Regions from separate parts of the Homo sapiens genome. Here region 2 is linked to region 1. Evidence: read pairs that join two places in POLR2A ChIA-PET (ENCODE). Cell type or tissue: Caco-2. All regions are shown on one strand. Each heading gives the region's core, and the rest is flanking DNA. Links, peaks and the distances in the headings are about the cores only. Region 1 overlaps RAB11FIP4 (RAB11 family interacting protein 4). Region 2 overlaps RHOT1 (ras homolog family member T1).

The links. Peaks named below come from ENCODE experiments on the same cell type or tissue, not always from the same donor. Only the 100,000 strongest peaks of a DNase experiment are listed, where the experiment ranks them.
Region 2: POLR2A ChIA-PET joins it to region 1 with 5 read pairs; 2 of 35 experiments call an interaction of 5 or more read pairs at or near these places.

Annotation. Positions count from the first base shown.
Region 1 is chr17:31,491,833-31,507,776 of GRCh38, forward strand. All of the region lies in intron 3 of RAB11FIP4 (RAB11 family interacting protein 4), which reads left to right. Among named protein-coding and RNA genes, the nearest start is that of MIR4724, 35 kb to the right of the region's middle. RefSeq lists enhancers at 7,081-8,042, 8,043-9,002. In Caco-2, for the core only: no CTCF peak of the experiment used is centred there; DNase peaks (open chromatin) are centred at 6,675 and 8,111.
Region 2 is chr17:32,157,951-32,162,950 of GRCh38, forward strand. The region is part of intron 1 of RHOT1 (ras homolog family member T1); the gene reads left to right. Among named protein-coding and RNA genes, the nearest start is that of RHOT1, 18 kb to the left of the region's middle. In Caco-2, for the core only: no CTCF peak of the experiment used is centred there; no DNase peak of the experiment used is centred there.

The DNA.
Region 1 (15,944 bases), core at 5,718-10,717:
GAGGCATTTCTGGAGGACAGGCTTCTGTGGCCACTGCTGCCACAGACTTCCCTGCCCTCAGCTTGAGTTGGGTCAGACGAGCCTGTCCATGTGAACGTGGAAACATTTCCTGCCAGACTATGCTGTTGCCACCACACGAATCAAACCAGCAAAGGGCACGCCGGCGATGTGCATACAGCTGTGTCTCTGACAGCTGCCTGGGCCTGCCTGCTGTTCCCACGGGTCAGCTCCTGTCGGGTAGGGACAGGTCCTGCTCTCAAGGCTCATAAAGCAGCCAGCAGCCTGCCCGTGTTTTCCGTACTCTGGCCTGTGTCACCCAGGCTGTCTCCTCATCTCTTGTCTGATCCTCAAGGGTTCCCTGGCCTCCCTCTTCACTCCCTCTGCCTGTGGCAGGCAGCAGCACAGTTCTATGGGGTCCTAAGGACCCCAGGGAGTCACTCCCACATTTGAGCAGCAACTTTGGGTTTAGTCTGTCCAGGTTAGGGCCCCAGATCATATATATGTGTGTACACACACGTGTGTTTGCGTGTCATGCGGCATTCGGATGGGGCATCCTGTTCATCCACCCCCCTGCTATGGGGTGGCTGAAGGTTGGGGTGCCCTCTGAGTTTTTGGTGGGTGGGGCTTCAGCAGGGTGTCTTGGCTACCTCTCCTGGCCAGCACATGTTATCCTGGGAGGATTTGTAGCTTTGGGCCTGACCACGGTTCCAAGCACCATGATCTGGAGCCCACACTGGGTGGCAGGCTGCAGAGAAGGTGCCCCCAGAAGCCTGGACTGCACCCTTATCTGTTTTCATTTGGAGCTATTTTCTCATTATCTCATGCCAAGTGTCTGACTACACATGGCAGTCCTTCCCCAAGTGTTTGCAGCTTCATCATAATACTGTTAATTGAATGGAATTTGTCATTGGCCAGCTTCTGTGGACCCCATTCAAGGCTGAGTGGATGCTGGGGGCGCCCAGCTGGCCTTGCTCAGAGGGGTCCCGAGCGTCTTGGTGCTTCAGGAGCTGAGCCCCCCTCAAGAGCATTGATGACAAGAGCTCAGATTCTCAGAACCCCCCTGAGCACCCAGACAACCTTGGTGGTTACTTCTTCACTTTTTCGCATGACCTGGAAAGGAGATGAGACGGGGAGGAGAACATAGGCAACCAGAAGGACGTGCAGCCTACAAGGGTCGTATGAAGGTCAGAGGGGTGGCTGTGATGGCCCAGAGCTGTGGGGTCTGAGTGACCTCCAGCCCAGAACCGCCCAGCAGGCCAGTGCTAGTCATGCCAGCACTTCCAAACCCACTTCTTGACTGACCTTAAGAAATGGGAAGTTTTCCAACTGTTGGTCACATTTTTAATTGATCTAACCTGCTTCATCTTCCCAGACAAGTGGGTTCTTTCCCAACAATGTAAACATTAATTCAGATGAAAACAAAGCTCTGTAGAAGTTATTAATATCTGTGGCTCTGCTCATGGGAGCCTTTCTCTTTTGAGGTACCAGAAAGAGGAAGGCCTAAACAGAACTGGAGTGTGGGAGAGTGGGCGGGCTCTCTCTCTTTAGTCATCTGTGGTCACCCCCCACCCCCCTGCGCTGTGCAAGCCTGATACCATGGAAAGGGAACCCACATTTCAAATAGCTGCTGCTGCTCCGGTGAACTTGGGGTAAGGGAGCTGAGGGGTGTCTACCCTCTGCACCAGACTCAAGTCTCCCTCCTAGAATAGGAGCGAGAATAGCAGCAAGTCCCTGCCCCCTGCTCCCTCGTTTTCCTGGAAGAAATGCCTACCTAAGACACAGACACCTGCATCCCACGCTTTGTCACCCAATGCCTGTTTCCTTAAGGAGAAAAAATGGGCGCCAGAAAACTTCTAGGTCTAGATCCTGGCTCTGTTGCTCGCTAGTTGTGGAACTTTGGACAGGCGACCTCACCCTTCTGATTTCACTTTCCCTGGCCTCACTCTTCACTCCCTCTGCCTGTGGGCAGGCAGCAGCATGGTTCTGTGGGGTCCTAAGGACCCCAGGGAGTCACTCCCACATTTGGGCAGCAGCTTTGGGTTTAGTCTGTCCAGTTTAGGGCCCCAGATCGTATATGTGTGTGTGCACACACGTGTGTGTTTGCGTGTCAGGCAGCATTCAGATGGGGCATCCTGTTCATCCACCCCCCTGCTTTGGGGTGGCTGAGGGTTGGGGTGCCCAACAGGTAGAATGGGGTTGATAATAGCACCTGCCTCGCAGGGTGATGGTGAAAATAAAATGAGCCATGGTGATTTAAGATGCCCAGTCTAGGTTCTGGCCTTTACTTAGTTGACACTCGTGGACGGTTAGATGGTTAGAGAGGCAGGCCAGTTTAGTACCAAAATGCCTTCAGAGTCAGGCTGTCTCTGGGTTCAGATCCTGGCTCTGCCCCTTGCTATTGGTGGAATCTTAGACAAGTTATTTAATTTCTCTGTGCCTCAGCTTCCCCACCTGTAAAACGAGGATGAGGCTAGTACCTCCCTCACAGGGTTCGTGGTAAGAGGATGAGGCTAGTACCTCCCTCACAGGGTTCGTGGTAAGGCTCAAATATGTAAATGTATGAAAAGCACTTAAAACTGTGCTTTGGGGTGAGCTGTTATTCTTAGTTCCTGCAGGCTTCAGCTGGTTTGATTGTTGTGACTAATAACCTTCGCACCTAACAGAATGTCTTGCCGGGGAGTGTCATGGCCCAAACAGGAAGGTGGCAGCGGAAAAACTCCATTACTCAAGGGCCTTTGCAAGAGAAGCAAAACTCTACTTCCTCAGCTTCTGTGGGTTTTTAAATCTTTTTTTTCAATTTTAATTTTAATTTTTTTAAAAAAAAAGTAGAAATGAGGTGTTACTATGTTACCCAGGCTGATCTCGAATTCCTGCCCTCAGGTGATCCTCCCACCGCGGCCCCCCAAAGTGCTGGGATTACAGGCATGAGCCTCTGCACCCAGCCAGCTTCTGTGTTTTTAACAAACCTTGCTCGGGCTCTGCAGATACAGATTCTGGGTCTGGGGTGAAGTGACTAGCATTTGTGTGGCAGTCTGTGAATGAGATGTCAAGCAGCTTCCGAGGTAACAGACTTCTCCCCAGGTTCAGTGAGGGAGACTGTACCTAGCCTGTCCTTCCAGAGGCTGCTCACACTGCCAGGCTGTGGCTGGCCTGCCAAGGGGAGGATGGCCCTCCACACCTCGGCCCACCTGCCCTTCACCTCCAGCCAGGGCCTGCCTGTCCATCCACCTGTGCCTAGCTGGAAAAGCTGGCTTGGAGCAGTGCTGCCCATCTGCCACTGCCAGCCCCCAGCATCTGCCTTATTAAAATGCTGAGGCTCTGGCTGGCCACAAGCCCCAGGAGATTTGGAGAAAAGCCAGACAAAAAGGTGCAGGCTGTGCCACCGCCCAGCCACACTGGGTGACTGCCCTTGGTAGTTAACCACAGAGTCATCCAGCTTGGCTGCCCAGAGGTCTATAGCTCCACTCAGGCGAAGCTGGCTAGCCTGGCCTAGCCTGGCTGGTTAGGTGGGCAGGACAGCCTCCACTTGACTGATTTTTTTTTTTTTTTTTTTTTTTTTTGAGACAGGGTTTCGCATTTCTGCCCAGGCTAGAGTGCAGCGATACAATCTTGGCTCACTGTAGCCTCGACCTCCTGGGCTCAAGTGATCCTCCCACCTCAGCTGCCTGAGTAGCTGGGTGCACCACCACTCCCGGCTATTTATTCATTTGGTAGAGATGAGGTCTCACTATGTCACCCATGCTGGTCTCAAACTTCTAGGCGCAAGCAATCCTTCCACCTTGGCCTCCCAAAGTGCTGGAATTACAGGCATGAGCCACCATGCTTGACTCGTCTGACTGATGTTAGGCAACCTTGAATTGATGGTCTCCTGGTGAAATGAGGGTTCTTGTTGACAAGGCAGGTCTGGCCAACACATTTTTGTATGATTATCTGCACGATTGCATCAGTTATTAGCAAAGAAGGATTTTATAGCAGCAGGTGTGTGCTCATGTGCTTGTGTGGAGTTGTTGACTGCCCTTCACTGCACACACACAGTCTGCGGAACTGTGACTGAATCCCTGTTCCCTACTCACACTTACATGGTATTTTCTGGGATTCTAAGGCACATTCTTTTTTTCCTTTCCTTTTTTTCCATTTAACATCTTAAATTGGAATGTGTCGCACATTTGCGGATTATTATAATTTGACAGCGCCTTTTTCTTGGCATACTTGAAATAACGGTGCATTGTAAAATCAGAGGTGTCTCAGATTTAATGAAATAGAAACTAGGTAACCTCTGGGGAACTTATATAATTTGTCCAGTTCCTCCAAGGATGCAGGTGGAGCCACCTTGTAGTGGTGGCAGATTATATGAGGGGACCCTGATGTGGTTCAAGGGGACAACCTTGGATTGGGCTTAGATTCCAGCTTTATGGCTCGCCAGCTGTGTGGCCTTGGCAAAGTAGAGCGACCTCTCTGAGCCTCGGGATTTTCCTCCCACCACATATGAATCGTGGCTCCACAGTTGTCATGGCTGTGTGCAAGGCAACATTCCCTGTTTCTCTTGCTGGGTATCATCTAAGGTCTGCCCCGTTCCATCTGGGTTAAGAGGGAAAATGAGGGCTGGGAGTGGGTCACTGGCCTTCCCAAGGGAGCAGAGGGAAACTGGTGTTCCAAGGGCTTCTTGACTCAGTTTATAATCCTTGGACATTACTCTTCTTCCCTCGTCCTTCTCCCCCTTTGCCTGAGTTTTCATTTTCACATGTGTTTCCTTTTAGCAATTTTCTTTCAAATCTCTCCTCTCCCTTTCTGTAAAGTCTTCCCACATGTAGCCTCTTTGAAGCTCCCTGGGGTGGGAAAGGGGAGGAGGGCTCTGCCTGATGGCCTGGATGGCACAGACCTCAGAAGCCCAGTGTGCTGTGGTCCCTGCAAGCTTCAGCTCAAGTCCAAGTTCTGGTACCATCAGCGTTGCTAACTGCCATTCCTGTGGCTGCAGGGTCAGCCTGAGTCCACTCCAGTGCACAGTGTTGTCCATGGGGTGCTGGATGTCGCATCGCTGAGAGCATTTGGTATTCTCTGTACCCTCCTTGCTGCGTTAAAATCAGACCTGGTTCAAATCCCAGCCCTGCGACCTTTCACGAATTACTTAACCTCCTTGAACCTGTGTATTCTCATCTAAATAGTGGCTGATGCACAGAAATACCTGGCACACAATAGGTGCTTAGCAGATGCGTGCTTTCCTTGTTCTCAAATGTTTAAGACCCCTTTGTGGACAGGCACGATGGTTCATGCCTGTAATCCCAGCACTTTGGGAGGCCAACGCGGGCGGATCACCTGAGGTCAAGAGTTCGAGACCAGCCTGACCAACATGGTGAAACCCCATCTCTACTGAAAATACAAAAATCAGCCCGGCGTGGTGGCAGGCGCCTGTAATCCCAGCTACCTAGGAGGCTGAGGCAGGAGAATCGCTGGAACCCGGAAGGCAGAGCCTGCAGTGAGCCGAGATCATGCCACTGCACTCCAGCCTGGGCGACAGAGCGATACTCCATCTCAAAAACAAAACAAAAAAAAAACTGCTTTGTGCTTGTTTAGGTGTTAAGGATCTCGGGGAGTGCCAGCCAGTGGCACTGCTCCTGAGACAGACGGAGGAGTTCTGGGCAGGGGGCAGTGGCAAAGGCACAGGGGCCTGTGTGAGCAGGATGTGTCAGGGGCCCCGTCCTTCAGGATGGCTGGGCTGCAGTGGGGTGAGGCAGGACGGAGAGAGAGGAGGAAGAGTGGTGGGGTGGGCACCCAGTCGGCACCTACAGGGGTGCACATGACAAGGCTGCACAGGGTCTGGCTGGAGCAGTACAGAGGGTTAGGTGTGGGCTGTTCATGGAAGTCGGGGCTGAGTTGGGGAGGCACCAGGAGACAGCCACATGGGGATGTCTGGGTGACAGTGGCCCCCAAGCAGGGGCTGAGTGTGCGCTGCTGGCTAGAGGGAGGCTTTAAGAGCAGGTGATGGTTTTAAACCTTGTTTTCCTTGGAGATCTTCTCTCTGCCCCCTCCCTCTTGAGATTCCAATGAAAGCCAGTAGCCCAACCTCCTCAGTTTTGTGTGTAGTGTCAGAGATTCGAAGCCCCCTCTTTGATGAGGTGGTGCTTATGCCCCCTGTGCATAAGAAGCAGCATGTGCTGAGGCATTGGGGTGGGTAAAGGTGCCCAGGAGCCTGGGGTACTAGGGAAGGGGAGAGGCAGAGCATGTCCTGAGGCTGAGACCTGCTGGAAGGGGCTTTGCGAGCTGCTCTCAGGAGCTGGGCCTGGTTCTGTGGGCAGTGGGGAGCTCACAAGCTCTTAGAGGGGGTTCCCAATGGACTCCCTGGGAGGGAGAGTCTCCACCCCATGAGCCCCTAATGCCCTCTCACCTGTCCCCACTGCGAGAAAGCCTGCCCTGGCCGGAGGCCCTAAGCTGAGCTCTGGCCAGCTATGCTTGAGTGACACCCCCCAACCCCCCATGCAAGACAGCAGCTTCTGGAACACGAAGCTTGGGTAGCTGGGTCTAGCAAAGGCCACAGGACAAAGAGAGACACCTGAACTGAGCTTGCTGGGAAGACCATGGGGGCTATGTGCTGATGGGAGGTACCAGAAGATGGGGCAGGGAGGAGGAGAGGGTTATAAAAACCAAGGGCTCTGGCAGGAGGCCCTGCAGGGTTGGGAGGAGGAGAGTCACCCTGCTGACCCTGACCTGCCTGCTCCAGAAGGGCGGGTCACGTGGAGCCTTGGCCATTGGCTGTGGGTAAACATCGGTGCTCTGCTGGCTGTTCAAGGCCTGAGGGTTCTGTGGCAGAGGAGGAGCTGGGTGGGAACCCACCCTGGCTTTGGACCGTGGGTCAGCTCCATCCAGGCATGCTCTCCTTGAGTTGGATAGTGGCCTCTCTCTGGAAAGTTCCATGTCACCTCTTTGGAGGGTGCTCCCCTGAAAATGTAGCCTGACCTACCCGGTGGACTCTACGAGAAGAAAGAGCTGGCCTGAGCCACTGTTTTCCCTCCCAAACCTTCACTTTGAGTGAAGTGTTTTTATCATCGCTCCTCTTATCATGATGGTAAAGTATGGAGCCCCCAAAGCAAGCCCCACAGACTCTTGGTTGTGTGAGTAATTAAGCCCTCTCTTCAAAAAGCCACATCTTGAAAAGCTATAATTTGTAGCAAAAAATAGCTGCCCGTTCCAAGAACCAGGAGAGCCCTTTATACGCACCCCATTCAACTGCAGCACGTTACTTCGCTTTTGAGTTGAGTTGCTGGGACCTCTGGTCCATGCTTTTCTTGGGGGAACCAGAGATGCAGTGGCTGCATGGGAACTGGAGCTTCCGGTAGGCATTTGGGAAATCTTTTCTGAGAATTTAGATGGGACGATTTAAATTAGGGAACTCCTGATTTGGGTTTGCATGGCCCCAACTTTTTGTGTGACTCCAAAGGGGAGTAAAGAGAAAAACTGCAGGATACTTCAGGGGAAAGTGGATGAGACTCTCTGGACACCATTCCCCCACTTTTTCTTTTCCTTCTTCCTTTCTTTCTTCTTTTTTTTTAGATAGAGTTTCACTCTGTCGCCAGGCTGGAGTACAGTGGCACAGTCTCAGCTCACTGCAACCTCCTACTCCCTGGTTCAAGCGATTCTCCTGCCTCCGCCTCCCGAGTAGCTGGGATTACAGGCACGTGCCACCGTGTCCAGCTAATTTTTGTATTTTTTAGTAGAGATGGGGTTTCACCATGTTGACCAGGATGGTCTCAATCTCCTGACCTCGTGATCCGCCCGTCTCGGCCTCCCAAAGTGCTGGGATTACAGGCATGAGCCACCGCACCTGGCCACATTTCCCCATCTATAAGGAGGAAAATGATAATTACTTGCAGGGAGTTTACCACCTCTGTAAAGCACAGAGCAGACTGGCCACATGGTAGGCGCCCTAGTATGTCAACTTTGTTCTCTTTCTCTGAGTTGTGGCTCCACTAGCTATTTGTAGACAGGAGATCTTTGTGGCTTCAGGTAGGTGATGGGGGACTGAAAGCTAAGAGGAAAAGCCTCCCCTGACCTGCAGCTTCTCTTTGAGCTGGCATGCCTGGAATTCTTGGGGCTGGCTGCTGGGTTTGTTTTCCAGATGTGGAAGCAATTTAAGTTCTGTTTTCTTAATCCCCAACAGTTTGCCTCCGAAGTCCACATTCTCATTTGAAAATCAAGGCCGTTGGCTCTGTTTGCAGGGCAGAGGGTAGGCTAGATAGCCTCTTCAAACCCTTTTTGTTTAGGAAATGGGCTTACTGGGGCACTCAGATCTGGGACCCAGGGCATTCTTGGGACAGTCACACCCCATCCAGGACTTGGTTAAAAGGTGAGTTCACTTTCTCTGTGGGTTTTCCTTGGAGATGATTCACTGAGCTAAATTCAGCTGCACCTTGGTTACAAACCAGCTCTAGACCGCTGTGGAGTGGCGGGGGTGGGGCTCGGGTTTGGGCCATGTCACAGGCCAGCTGGCGTCCCTCTGAGCAGGGTGCCCACGTGTCCCGGGGGCAGTAGCGGCCCTCCTTCCCACACTGACCACAACAGAGGGAGGAAAATGCTCCAGATGTCAGGTAGCCAGAAATACTGTCTGGCACGGAGAAACTGGTAATATCTTGTTCAGTTACTGAGCGCTGCTGGTCACAGAGGCAGCCTGACCCAGGATAAAAGGCTCCTTGTGTGAGGGCCTGTGGCTCCAGGGCTAACTGCTGATTTATTCTCTTGTAAAGCAATCGCTGTGTAGGTAAAATACCTTTTACATTTGTCTTATAACTATACTAAATACAGTTTTGGGCAAACAAAAATTGCCTTTGCAATTCTAACGTCTCTGAACTGTGCATATGCTTCTCTGAAATTGAAATAGAATACTTATACTACTGAGAGAATGCACAAGAAAATGGAAGTGGCTGGGCATGGTGGCTCATGCCTGTAATCCCAGCACTTTGGGAGGCTGAGGCGGGCAGATCACGAGGTCAAGAGATCGAGACCATCCTGGCCAACATGGTGAAACCCCGTCTCTACTAAAAATACAAAAATTAGCTGGGTGTGATGGCACGCGCCTGTAGTCCCAGCTACTCAGGAGGCTGAGGCAGGAGAGTCGCTTGAACTCGGGAGGCAGAGGTTGCAATGAGCCGAGATCGTGCCACTGCACTCCAGCCTGGTGACAGAGTGAGACTCCATCTCAAAAAAAAAAAAAAGAAAATGGAAATAACTTACTTAGATTGGCATATAGTGTTTATAGAATGCCATCCTGATAATCATAGATTCACCAAGCTTTGATTTCAACAAAATATCATCTCTTAAGAAGTAGCAGTATTTCAAACTAATCGTGAAAGAGAATAAGAGAATACAACTTTTTTTTTTTTTTAGGACAGACCAAAAATAAATCCCTGAGTCTCTTGAGTAGGTTCTGGAAATCCAGTTACAGATGCTCCTTGATGGGGTTACGTCCTGATAAACCCATTGTATATTGGAAGTATCATAAGTTAAAAAAAAAAAAAGAAAAAAATGCGTTTAATACATCTCACCTACCAAACACCATAGCTTAGCCTAGGCTACCTTAAATGTGCCCAAACACTTACTTTAGCCTACAGTTGGGCAAAATCATCTAACACAGAGCTTGTTTTACAATAAAGTGTTTTATGTCCCACGCAATTTATTTTTTGTTGTTGTTGTTTTGTTTGATTTGGTTTGGTTTGGTTTTTCTTTGAGATGGAGTCTGGCTCTGTTGCCCAGGATGGAGTGCAGTGGCGCGATCTCGGCTCACTGCAAGCTCCGCCTTCCGGGTTCACGCCATTCTCCTGCCTCAGCCTCCCAAGTAGCTGGGACTACAGGCGCCCGCCACCACGCCCAGCTAATTTTTTGTATTTTTAGTAGAGATGGGGTTTCACCATGGTCTCAATCTCCTGACCTCGTGATCCGCCCGCCTCGGCCTCCCAAAGTGCTGGGTGTAATCCACCGCACCCAGCCCATCCCACGCAATTTATTAAGTACTATGCTGAAAGTGAAAGACAATGCTCTTATGGGTACTTGAAGTATGACTTCTACTGACTGTGGATCACTTTGCACCATCATACAGTTGAAAAATCAAAGTGAGCCCGGGCATAGTGGCTCACGGTGGCCTGTAATCCCAGCACGTTGGGAGGCCAAGGTGGCTGGCTGCATCACTTGAGGCCAGGAGTTTGAGACTAGCCTGGACAACATGCCAAAACCCCATCTGTACTGAAAATACAAAAATTAGCCAGGCGTGGTGGTGGGCACCTGTAATCCCAGCTATTTGGGAGGCTGAGGCAGGAGAATCACTTGAACCCAGGAGGGGGGTGTTGCAGTGAGCTGAGATGGTGCCATCGCACTCTGGCCTGGTTGACAGAGCGATACCTTGTCTCAAAAAAAAAAAAAATTGTAAGTCAAACCATTGTAAGTTGAGGACCATCTGTAGTTCTCTTTAAAGGTTGAATTGGCTGGGCGAGGTGGCTCACACCTGTAATCCTAGCACTTTGGGAAGCTGAGGTAGGTAGATCACTTGAGGTCAGGAGTTCAAGACCAGCCTGGCCAATATGGTGAAACCCCATCTCTACTAAAAATACAAAAATTAGCTGGGCGTGCTGGTGGGCACCTGTAATCCCAGCTACTTGGGAGGCTGAGGCAGGAGAATTGCTTGAACCCAAGAGACAGAGGTTGCAGTGAGCTGAGATTGTGCCACTGTACTCCAGCCTGGGTGACAGAGCAAGACTGTATCTCAAAAAATAAAAAAATAAAGGTTGAATTGAATTGACCTTTAAAAAGTTCTCTTTTGTTATCAGGGTGAGAAGGTGGGCGAAAAATCCAGACTGAGCTTGGGTTGGGGTTTCCATGAAGCCTTCCTAGGGGAGGAGAAGGGATATTGGTATATTGGTCTATTGGTCTGCTACGGCTGTCATAGCAAAGGACCACAGACTGCGTGGCGTAAACAACCAAAGTGTGTTTTATCACAATTCTGGAGGCTGAAGTCTAGCATCAAGGTGTCAGCAGGCTTGGTTTCTTCTGAGTCCTCTCTCCTTGGCTTGCAGACAGCCATCTTCTCCCTGTGTCGTCACATGGTCTTTCCTTTGCGTGTGTCCTAATCTCCTCTTATAAGGACACCAGTCACATTGCGTTAGGGCCCACCCATTAGGACTTCAATTTAAATGAATTACCTCTTTATTATTATTATTATTATTTTGTTGTTTGTTTTAAGACAGAGTCTTGCTCTGTTGCCCAGGCTGGAGTGCAGTGGCACTATCTCGGCTCACTGCAACCTCCACCTCCCAGGTTCAAGTGATTCTCCTGCCTCAGCCTCCCGAGTAGCTGGGACTACAGGCATGTGCCACCACGCCTGGCTAATTTTTGTATTTTTAGTAGAGACTGGATTTCAACATGTTGGCCAGGCTAGTCTCGAACTCCTGACCTCAAGTGATCCACCCACCTCGACCTCCCAAAGTGCTGGGATTGTAGGTGTGAGCCTGCAGTTCAGCCCGGCCTGAATTACCTCTTTAAAGACTATCTACAAATACAGTCACATTCTGAAGTACTAGGGATTAGGACTTCAATATATGAATTTTAGAGGGAACAGGATTCAGCCCATAGCAGAAAAGGGTCTTGGGAACCTCCTTCAAGGGAAGGGGGAAGAGGAAGAGGAGGGTGGGCAAAGCCTGGCAGAGTAGAGGGGAGGCAGTTCTGCTTTCAGGCAAAGGCCCATGGGTGAGGGACCCCCTGGGGATGGCTCTTGACCACCTGCTCTATTTGGAAACATTTCTAGGACTGTTATGACTGTGAATGGTCTTTTAGAGGCCGGATCATTCTTATGACCTCAGCCATCCATTGCCGCTTGATCTGATCATTTGAAACCAAGACTGCTCGTCGTTCTGTTCTCATTTCATCCTTGAAGCTCATGTTGGTCTGTTCGGGCTCCAGTTTCTGTGGACTCTACCCGCTAGGATAGTATTCTTTCAGGATGGCTTCACTTTTTCATATTCTTTTAAGTAGAGCCAGACCTGTCAGGAAAAAGCGAATAAACCGATCAAAAAATCAGCAAAAGATCCGAATAGACATTTCTGTTATATGTAATTTATATAAATGGAAAACAGGCATATGAAAGGTGCTCAACATCATTGATCATCAGAGAAATGCAAATGAAAACTATAATGAGATATCATCCCATCCTAGTTAAAATACCTTTTATCCAAAAGACAGGCAATAACACTTTTCCTTCACTAGTTCAGCAAATTTGGGGCAGGCTATTTTTTCATGTTTCCATATAATGTTTACTACTACTTCTTTTTTTTTTTTTTTTGAGACATTGTCTCGCTCTGTCACCCAGGCTGGAGTGCAGTGGCGCGACCTCGGCTCACTGCAAGCTCTGCCTCCTGGGTTCACGCCATTCCCCTGCCACAGCCTCCCGAGTAGCTGGAACTACAGGCACCCACCACCACGCCCGGCTAATTTTTTTGTATTTTTAGTAGAGATGGGGTTTCACTGTGTTAGCCAGGATGGTCTTGAACTCCTGACCTCATGATCCGCTTGCCTCGGCCTCTCAAAGTGCTGGGATTACAGGTGCCCGCCACCACGCCCGGCTAATTTTTTTGTATTTTTGGTAGAGACAGGGTTTCGCCATGTTGGCCAGGATGGTCTTGAACTCCTGACCTCATGATAAGCGCTCGCCTCGGTCTCCCAAAGTGCTGGGATTACAGGCGTGAGCCACCGTGCCTGTCCTGTAACTTTCAAATGAACCAAGTTTCTTTTCAAATGAGCCATTTGAAAAGAAATTAGACTAAATATTATCAAAACTAAGGACATTTTCCTTCACAACTATATGCCATTAACACACCTGACAAAATTAAGCATAATTCCCTAATATCACCCAATATCTACTCCAGATTCCATCCTCCTTGTTTATCCTCAAAAGGTCTTTTACAGCTGGTGGTGGTTTGTTTGTTTGATCTGGGATCTAATCAAGGATAATATTCGGTTTCTATGTCTCTCAGTTAATCTAGAACAGTGGTTTGCAAAGTGTGGTCCTGGGACAAGTGGCATCCGCATCACCCGAGAACTTGTTAGAAATGCGTTTTCTTCCAGCCTGCCTCAACCTTTAGAAATGCATCTTCCCTGTGGTGATGTGTAACTTCTATCCCATTTTTCCGTTTGGTAGAAGTTAGATCCTAAGGCTTGATTTGAATTGAGTTAAATACTTAGTTAAGCCCACACTATAGGTGATGCTGTGTACCTCTTAGGCATCGCGTTGGGAGGCCAGCGCCTGGTTCTTTCCAATTAGTGATGCTAAATTTGATCTCTGCATTAAAGGGACAGTAGTCTGTGTTCTCCCTGGTAGAGGTATGTGGGGTGCTTTGGTGTTTTGCAGCAATCTGTAGGGTGATTCTTCGGTATTGTGCAAGTATCTAGTTTTTCATTAGCCTTTAATCTACTGGTGTTATTCTGCAGTTGTTGAGTGTAGTGTTCTGTATGTATCAGTCTGGAGTTTGTGTTGTTCTGGTCTTCTGTGTCCTCTCTAATTCTCTTGTTTGCTTATTCCATCAGTAATAATAATAATATATAATAATTATTATATATTAATATATAATTATTATATAATATATAATAATTATTATAACATATAATAATAATTATAATATATAATATATAATTATTATATTATATATAATAATTATATATTATATATAATTATTATATATTATATATAATAATAATTATAATATATAATAATATATAATAATAATTATATATTATATAATAATAATTATATATAATATATAATTATATAATAATAATTATATATAATATATAATAATTATATAATACATAATTATTATAATATATAATAATTATATATAATATATTAATAATATTATTATTACTATTATTAAAGACAGAATCTTGAGCTCTGTCACCCAGGTGCAATCATAGCTCACTGTATCCTCGAACTCGTGGCCTCAAGCAATCCTTTGGCCTCAGCCTCCCGAGTAGCTGAGATTACAGGCATGCACCACCTGGCTATTCTTTTTTACTTTTTTTTTTTTTTTGTAGAGATGGAGTCTCATTATGTTTCCCAGGCTGGCCTGGAGCTCCTGGCCACCTGCCTTGGCCTCCCAAAGTGCTGGCATTACAGGTGTGAGCCACGTTCAGCATGTTCCATCAGTTTCTGAGAGAGGTGAATTAACAGCTCCCACTTCCCATTCTGTTAAGTTTTGCTTTATGTTTTGAGACTGTTAGATGCATAGATATAAAAGTGTTACATCTTGTTAAATTTCAATTGTGTTTCTTGTAAGTGGTATGTAGTTGTTTTTAATTTACTCTGACAATATTGATCTTTTAATAGGATTATTTACTCAGTTTTCTTTAAAAGTATTACTGATGTGGTAGAGTTTTAATCCTACATAATCTTTAAGTTTTTAATTGACATACAATTGTACATATTTAGAGAGTACAGTCTGATGTTTTGATACACATGTGTATTGTGGAATGATCAAATCAGGGTCATTAGCAAAACCATCACTTCAAACACTTGTCATTTCTTTGTGGTGAGAACATTCAAAATGCTATCTTCTAGCTATTTTTAAATACACATTGTTGTTAATTGTAGTAACCTTACTGTGCAATAGAACACCAGGACTTAGTCCTCCCATCTGACTATAGCTTCGTGCCTGTTGACCAACCTTTCCCCGTCCTCCCTTCTCCTACCCTCTCCAGCCTCTGGTAACCACCATTCTACTTTCTACTTCTATGGGATAACTTCTTTAGATTCTACATAGGAGTGAGATCATGCTGTTTGTCCTTCTCTACTTGGCTTATTTCACTTAACACAATGTTCTGTAGGTTCATCCATGTCACAAATGACAGGATTTTATTCTTTTTTATGGCTGAATACTATTCCATTGTGTATATATACACCCCATTTTAAAAATGCATTCATCTGTTAATGGATACTTAGTTGACTCCATATTTTGGCTATTGTGAATTGTGCTTCAATAAATGTGGGAATGCAGATCTCTCTTTGACATACTGATTTCTTTTCTTTTGTTTGTATACCTAGTAGATGAATTGTTGGATCATATGATAGTTTTAAATTCTTTGAGGAACCTCCATACCGTTGTCCATAATGATTGTTCTATTAATACTTACAGTCCCAACCGGGCACAGTGGCTCACAGCTGTAATCCCAGCACTGTGGGAGGCCGAGGTGGGCGGATCATGAGGTCAGGAGTTTGAGACCAGTCTGGCCAATATGGTGAAACCCTTTCTCTACTAAAGATACAAAAAATTAGCCAGGCGTGGTGGCATGTGCCTGTAATCCCAGCTACTCGGGAGGCTGAGGCAGGAGAATCGCTTGATTCCGGGAGGTGGAGGTTGCAGTGAGCCAAGATCGTGCTATTGCACTCCAGCCTGGGCGACAGGGTGAGACTCCATCTCAAAAAAAGAAAAAAAAGGTTACAGTCCCATTAACAGTGTATAAGAGTTCCCTTTTCTCCACATCCTTGCCAGCATTTGTTATTTTCTGTCTCTTTGATGATAGCCATTCTTATTAGGGTGAGGTGGTATCTCATTGTGGTTTTGATTTGTGTTTCCCTGATGATTAGTGATGTTGAACATTTTTTCATATACCTCTTGGCCATTTGTGTGTTGTCTTTGGAGAAACACCTATTCAGATCTTTTGCCCATTTTTAAATTGAATTATTTGTTTTTTTGCTATTGAGTTGTTTGAGTTCCTTATGTATTCTGGCTATCAGTCATCTGTCCTTTTGGATGATTCAAGCATTTTTTTATTCCTTCATTTCTCTCATCTATTATTATTATTACTATTATTTTAAGATATAGGGTCTCACCATGTTGCCCAGGTAGGCCTTGAACTCCTAGGTTCAAGCAGTCCTCCTGCCTCAGCCTCCCAAATAGTTGGGGATACAGCCATGC
Region 2 (5,000 bases), core at 1-5,000, 660 kb after region 1:
CCTCAACTTCCTGGGCTCAAGTGATCCTCCCACCTCAGCCTCCTGAGTATCTAGGAATCCAGGCCCTGCTAGTTTTTGTATTTCTTATAGAGACAGAATCTCGCCACATTGCCCAGGCTGGTCTCAAACTCCTGGGCTGAAGTGATCTGCCTGCCTCAGCCTCCCAAAGTGCTGGGATTACAGGCATGAGCCACTCTGTGCTCAGCCTTGTCTTAGTTAATATATTTTCCATATTATCCCCACATAGTATGTAAGACAAAACTTTGTCCTTAGAAGACAATCAGGTCAATAATTATAAAATGAACTAATAGTAGGAGTCTAGACAAAAAAGATGGGTCATGTAGAAGCGTAAGTTAATACCCTGCATGTTCTAGTGTTTTCCCTAGTTTGTTATAGGCAGGGTAGACATGAGTCTGGGTGGAACTAGTGCTCTTGGATAAAAAATCTATTACAGTGTTTCTCAGTTTTTGTTTGTTTGTTTTTTGTTTTTTTGAGACAGAGTCTCCCTCTGTCGTCGTTTTTTGAGACAGAGTCTTGCTCTGTCACCAGGCTGGAGTGCGGTGGCGCCATGCAATCTCGGCTCACTGCAACACCTGCCTCCCGCTTTCAAACGATTCTCCTGCCGCAGCCTCCCTAGTAGCTAGGACTACAAGCACATGCCACCACGCCCGGCTAATTTTTGTATTTTTAGTAGAGACGGGGTTTCACCATGTTGGCCAGGCTGGTCTTGATCTCTTGACCTCGTGATCCGCCCACCTCAGCCTCCCAAAGTGCTGGGATTGCAGGCATGAGCCAGCGTGTCCGGCCGTTTCTTGGTATTTTAGCTATAAGTTCTTTTGATAAATACAGAGCTCACGTACCCTCTGAGTTCCGACACCAATTTTCCTATACCAACTGAGTGTCATACAATTCAATTCAATTCTAATGATGGCAGTGGCGGCCATCTGGAGTGGCCATCAGCTGCAGCAGGGAGGCGCAAGCGGTGGCAGCAGGAGTGGCTGCTGGAGCAGCAGTGGTGGTGGTGGGACCCCTGTGCCCTGCATCCCTGAGGCAGCTGAGTGCATCACTCCTACCTCACATGGCTGGGCAGGACCTGCTTCCAGGCCTGGAGCCTCCACTATGGCCTCAACCTCTCCCCACACCGTGTCTCAGGAGCCCATGAGCACCCGGCTGAAGGCGCAGCTGGGACTCGTGGGGCCAGCCTCAAGATCATCGGGTTTGTTTGTGCGGGGTTGGCCGGGGCTGCCACGCCACCTGTACCTCTCCTGCTCCTGCTGCAGGGAAAATGTGGAGAGGAGGCATGTAGTCCCCAGAGCCCACACCTGGGAGCCCCCTGGAGCCTGATATCCCCAGAGCCACCATGATGGGGCCGGGCCGAGTTACCCGTTGGCAGGGGAGCAGTGTGATCAGGCATGGAGGGGTGGACAGAGAGGAGCCCCGAGGTGGAGCTGGGCCCTGAGCGGTGCCGCGCTCCATGGAGCTGGCAGGAGCTGGAAGCTGGCAAGAGCCCCACCTCCCAGTCGCAGCTGCAGCTGCCCAGCCGTGGCTGTGGACCCAGGCATCTCTGCAGTCTAAGGGGCCCAGGAAGCCTGTGGGCTTGGAGATGTCTGCTCCTGCTGCCTGGCCTCTCCCTGCTCCTGGTGCCCGTTCTGATCTCAGAGCGAGGTTGGGGCCAAGCCTGGGTGCTGTTGCAGCCTGACCGGGTGTGCGCATGCTTGGGACAGTGGTGACATGCCAGGCCCCTGCCACTTTGGCCTCCTCTAGACTTCAGGCACTGGCGAGCATGGGAGGGAGGCTGAGATGGGGACTGAGGGCAGCTTGGTGTAGGCCTGCAGGTACCCTTTGGCATGGCCTTGGCAGCTTGAATGCCAGCAGGAGGCAGACAGGCTCCTGGGCAGAAGGGGGCAGATGCCCCGTGAAGCCCCACCTTCAGGCTGGGAGGGCCTGAAGCCCGGGGGCTGGGTTGCTGATCCCGCAGACCAGTGTGGGAACTTGTGACGCGGGTCCTCCCATGGCTGCCCATGGACCAATCGGCACACTCTTCTTCCCCTCTGAGGCCCATAAAAAGCCTCCCGGACTCTGCCAGACCAGAAGAGAGACGACGGCATGACCTGCCTACAGGGAGGAACTACCCTCTCTGCTGAGAGCTGAAGGGGTGACAGGATGATCTGCCTGCAGAGAGGAGCTACCCTCTCTCCTGAGAACTGAAGAGACGTTGGGATGACCTGCCTGCAGAGAGGAACTACCCTCTCTGCTGAGAGCTGAACATTCTTCGGGACAGCCTGCCAAGCAGAGAGGAGCTATCCTCTCTGCTGAGAACTGAACACTTGTTGGGACACCCTGGCTACAGAGAGGAGGTACTCACTGTAGGTTTCCTCTGAGCTGTTGTGTCGCTCAGTAAAGCTCCTGTTTGTCTTGCTCAGCCTCCACTTGTCTGTTACCTCATTCTTCCTGGATGCAGGACAAGAACTCGGGACCTGCTGAATGGTGGGGCTAAAAGAGCTGTAACACAAACAGGGTTGAAACATGCCCCTTGCTTGCTACCTTGAGAGTGTAGAGAAGGAGAGAAGAGCTGCAGTCCTTCAGGGAGCCCAGACCTGGGAGCTCCCTTAGCCAGGGCTGTGACTCCCTCTTTGGGGCCCTGTGGTTCCTGGAGTCGCCAAGCTTCCGGGCACCACTGTGTTCTCCAGTGCCAGCTGTGGAAGCTGCTTGTGATGCGCCTGGTCCAGTTGCAGCCTCGCAGGGAGATGGTGCCCAAGCTGGCATCTGGAGCTGCCCACCCCACAGCAGCAGCCGGCGTGCCTGGCTGTGCACAGAGGTCAGACCCCATGCTTGCTCACACATCCCTCACCACTTTGTGCCTGGCTCACCTTTGGCAGGCGTGGGATCCAGGCTGGTCGTGTGAGTTGAGCACAGCCTGCCAGGCTGAGTGGGTGGAACGAGCCCAGTGGGCCAGAGCAAAACTTGGACAGAGGCACCACTGGCCACAGAAGTTTCCAGTTGGTGAAGTGACTCCCCAACGATCCCGTAACACTGACACCACCCAGAGTTAGCTTCAGATCCACTATAGTTGCCCAGTGGGTTCTTCTGCCTGCTACACAGACAGACCAATTCACTGAGACCACAGTATTGTAGTAAAGAAATAACTTAATTAACACAAGGCTGGCCATGCAGGAGAACTAAATGTATCACGCAAATTAGTCTCCCAGAAGGCTCAGAGGTTTGGGTTTTTCAAGGATAGTTTGGTGGGTGGGGGCTAGAGAATGGAGGATGTTGATTGGTTGAGGATGAAATCATCGGGATGTGGAAAACGTTCCTCGTGCTCAGTCAGCCGCTGATTGGGGGCCACAGGATCGACTGAGTCACAAGTTGTGGGTTCCGGTAGAGTCAGTCCTTCACCAGAAATGCAAAAATATGAAAAACATCTCAAAATGCCAATTGTAGGCTCTATTATCGTGATGTTATCACAGGAGTAACTGGGGAAAGTTACAAATCTCCTGACCTCCAGAACAATGGTTGGTTATCATTTACACCTGTATCTTAGCAGAATTCAGGTCCCTCACATAATCCTAACCTTGTGGCCTTTCACTAGTTTTACAAAGGTGGTTTAGTTTTAGGAAGTGCTATTATCATTCTTGCTTTAAGATTAAACAGTAAACTTAAATTCCTCTCAAGGTTATCTTGGCCTGTTCCCAGGAATGACCAGGGACAGCTTGGAGGTTAGAAGCAAGATGGAGTCAACTATGTCAGATTTCTCTTACTGTCATAATTTTGCAAAGGCAGTTTCACCACCAGTTAAAGAGCAAGGTTTCCAACAACATTGCCCTTACTTCAGCAGCATGCACTTTGGCCTGACCAACCACAAATTCAGGGCTTCCTACTACCCCCTCAGACTAGAGTGAGTCACAAAACTCGGGAAAGTGCTATATTCACGATTATACAAATGAACAACCAGATTGAAGAGGTACATGGGGAAAGGTCTGGAAGAGTCCCGAGCTCAGGAGCTTCTTTCTCTGTAGGGTCAGGGTGCACCACCTTCCTGGTACATTGACCTGTTCACCAACCAGGAAGCTCTCCTGAGCTTTGATGTTCGGAGTTTTTATATGGGTTTTCAGTAGGTAGATGTGATTAAGTCATTGGCCACGTGCTTGACTCCAGCTGTTTCCCTGTTGGAGGTTTTGGGGTGGGGCTGAGAGTTCTGACCCTCTAATCATGTAGTTGGTTTTTCTGGTGACCAGCTCCCATCCTGCTAGCATGCTCTGTTGCCCCCTCCTCCCCACGTGAGTCACCTCATTAGGATGAACTCTGTGGTTGAAAGGGACTCATTATTCATAATAAAAGACACTCCTATCATATAGGAAATTCCAAGGGATTCTGATGCTCTGTGCCAGAAGCTGGGGACAAAGACCAGATGTATTCTATGTTATATCATTCCCTCCTTTATATTATTTGAAATTTTAACATTTTATTTTTTACCAAAAACAAATTGAACACAGTAATTTTAGCATATGTTTATATTTTAACTGCCTCAGTAGCGACCTGTTATTCCCAGTTCTCCGGTTGCTGTTAAGAAAATCTTTGAATGCTAGTTCCAGAATCTCCAGGAGGTGGGACCAGTTTCGTTAGTGGTGATGTCGAAAATAACAGCAGTACCACTGTGCTTGGGCCAGGTGAAATCAAATCAGATGATTCAGTCTGGTTGATGTGCTAGAGGCCCTTTTCCCATTCATGTAAAATTGGAAAATTTTGTTCACTATCCAAGTGTTTCCAAATATTTGGTTATTGTGTCAATGTAGATTCATACATATTAAGTATGTATCTTGGGTATAAATTTAAGTTATAATTTAATATAAATTGTGTGGCACAAAAGTAGTTCAAAGGAGGAAGTGGAGGAAATAAGAGCTATAGGTAGAATTTGAACCATCCTTGAAAGATAATTATTAATAACATTTGGGAAAGTAGAGGGGAAAGCAGGAATGATGTTTAGATGAGGGAAACTG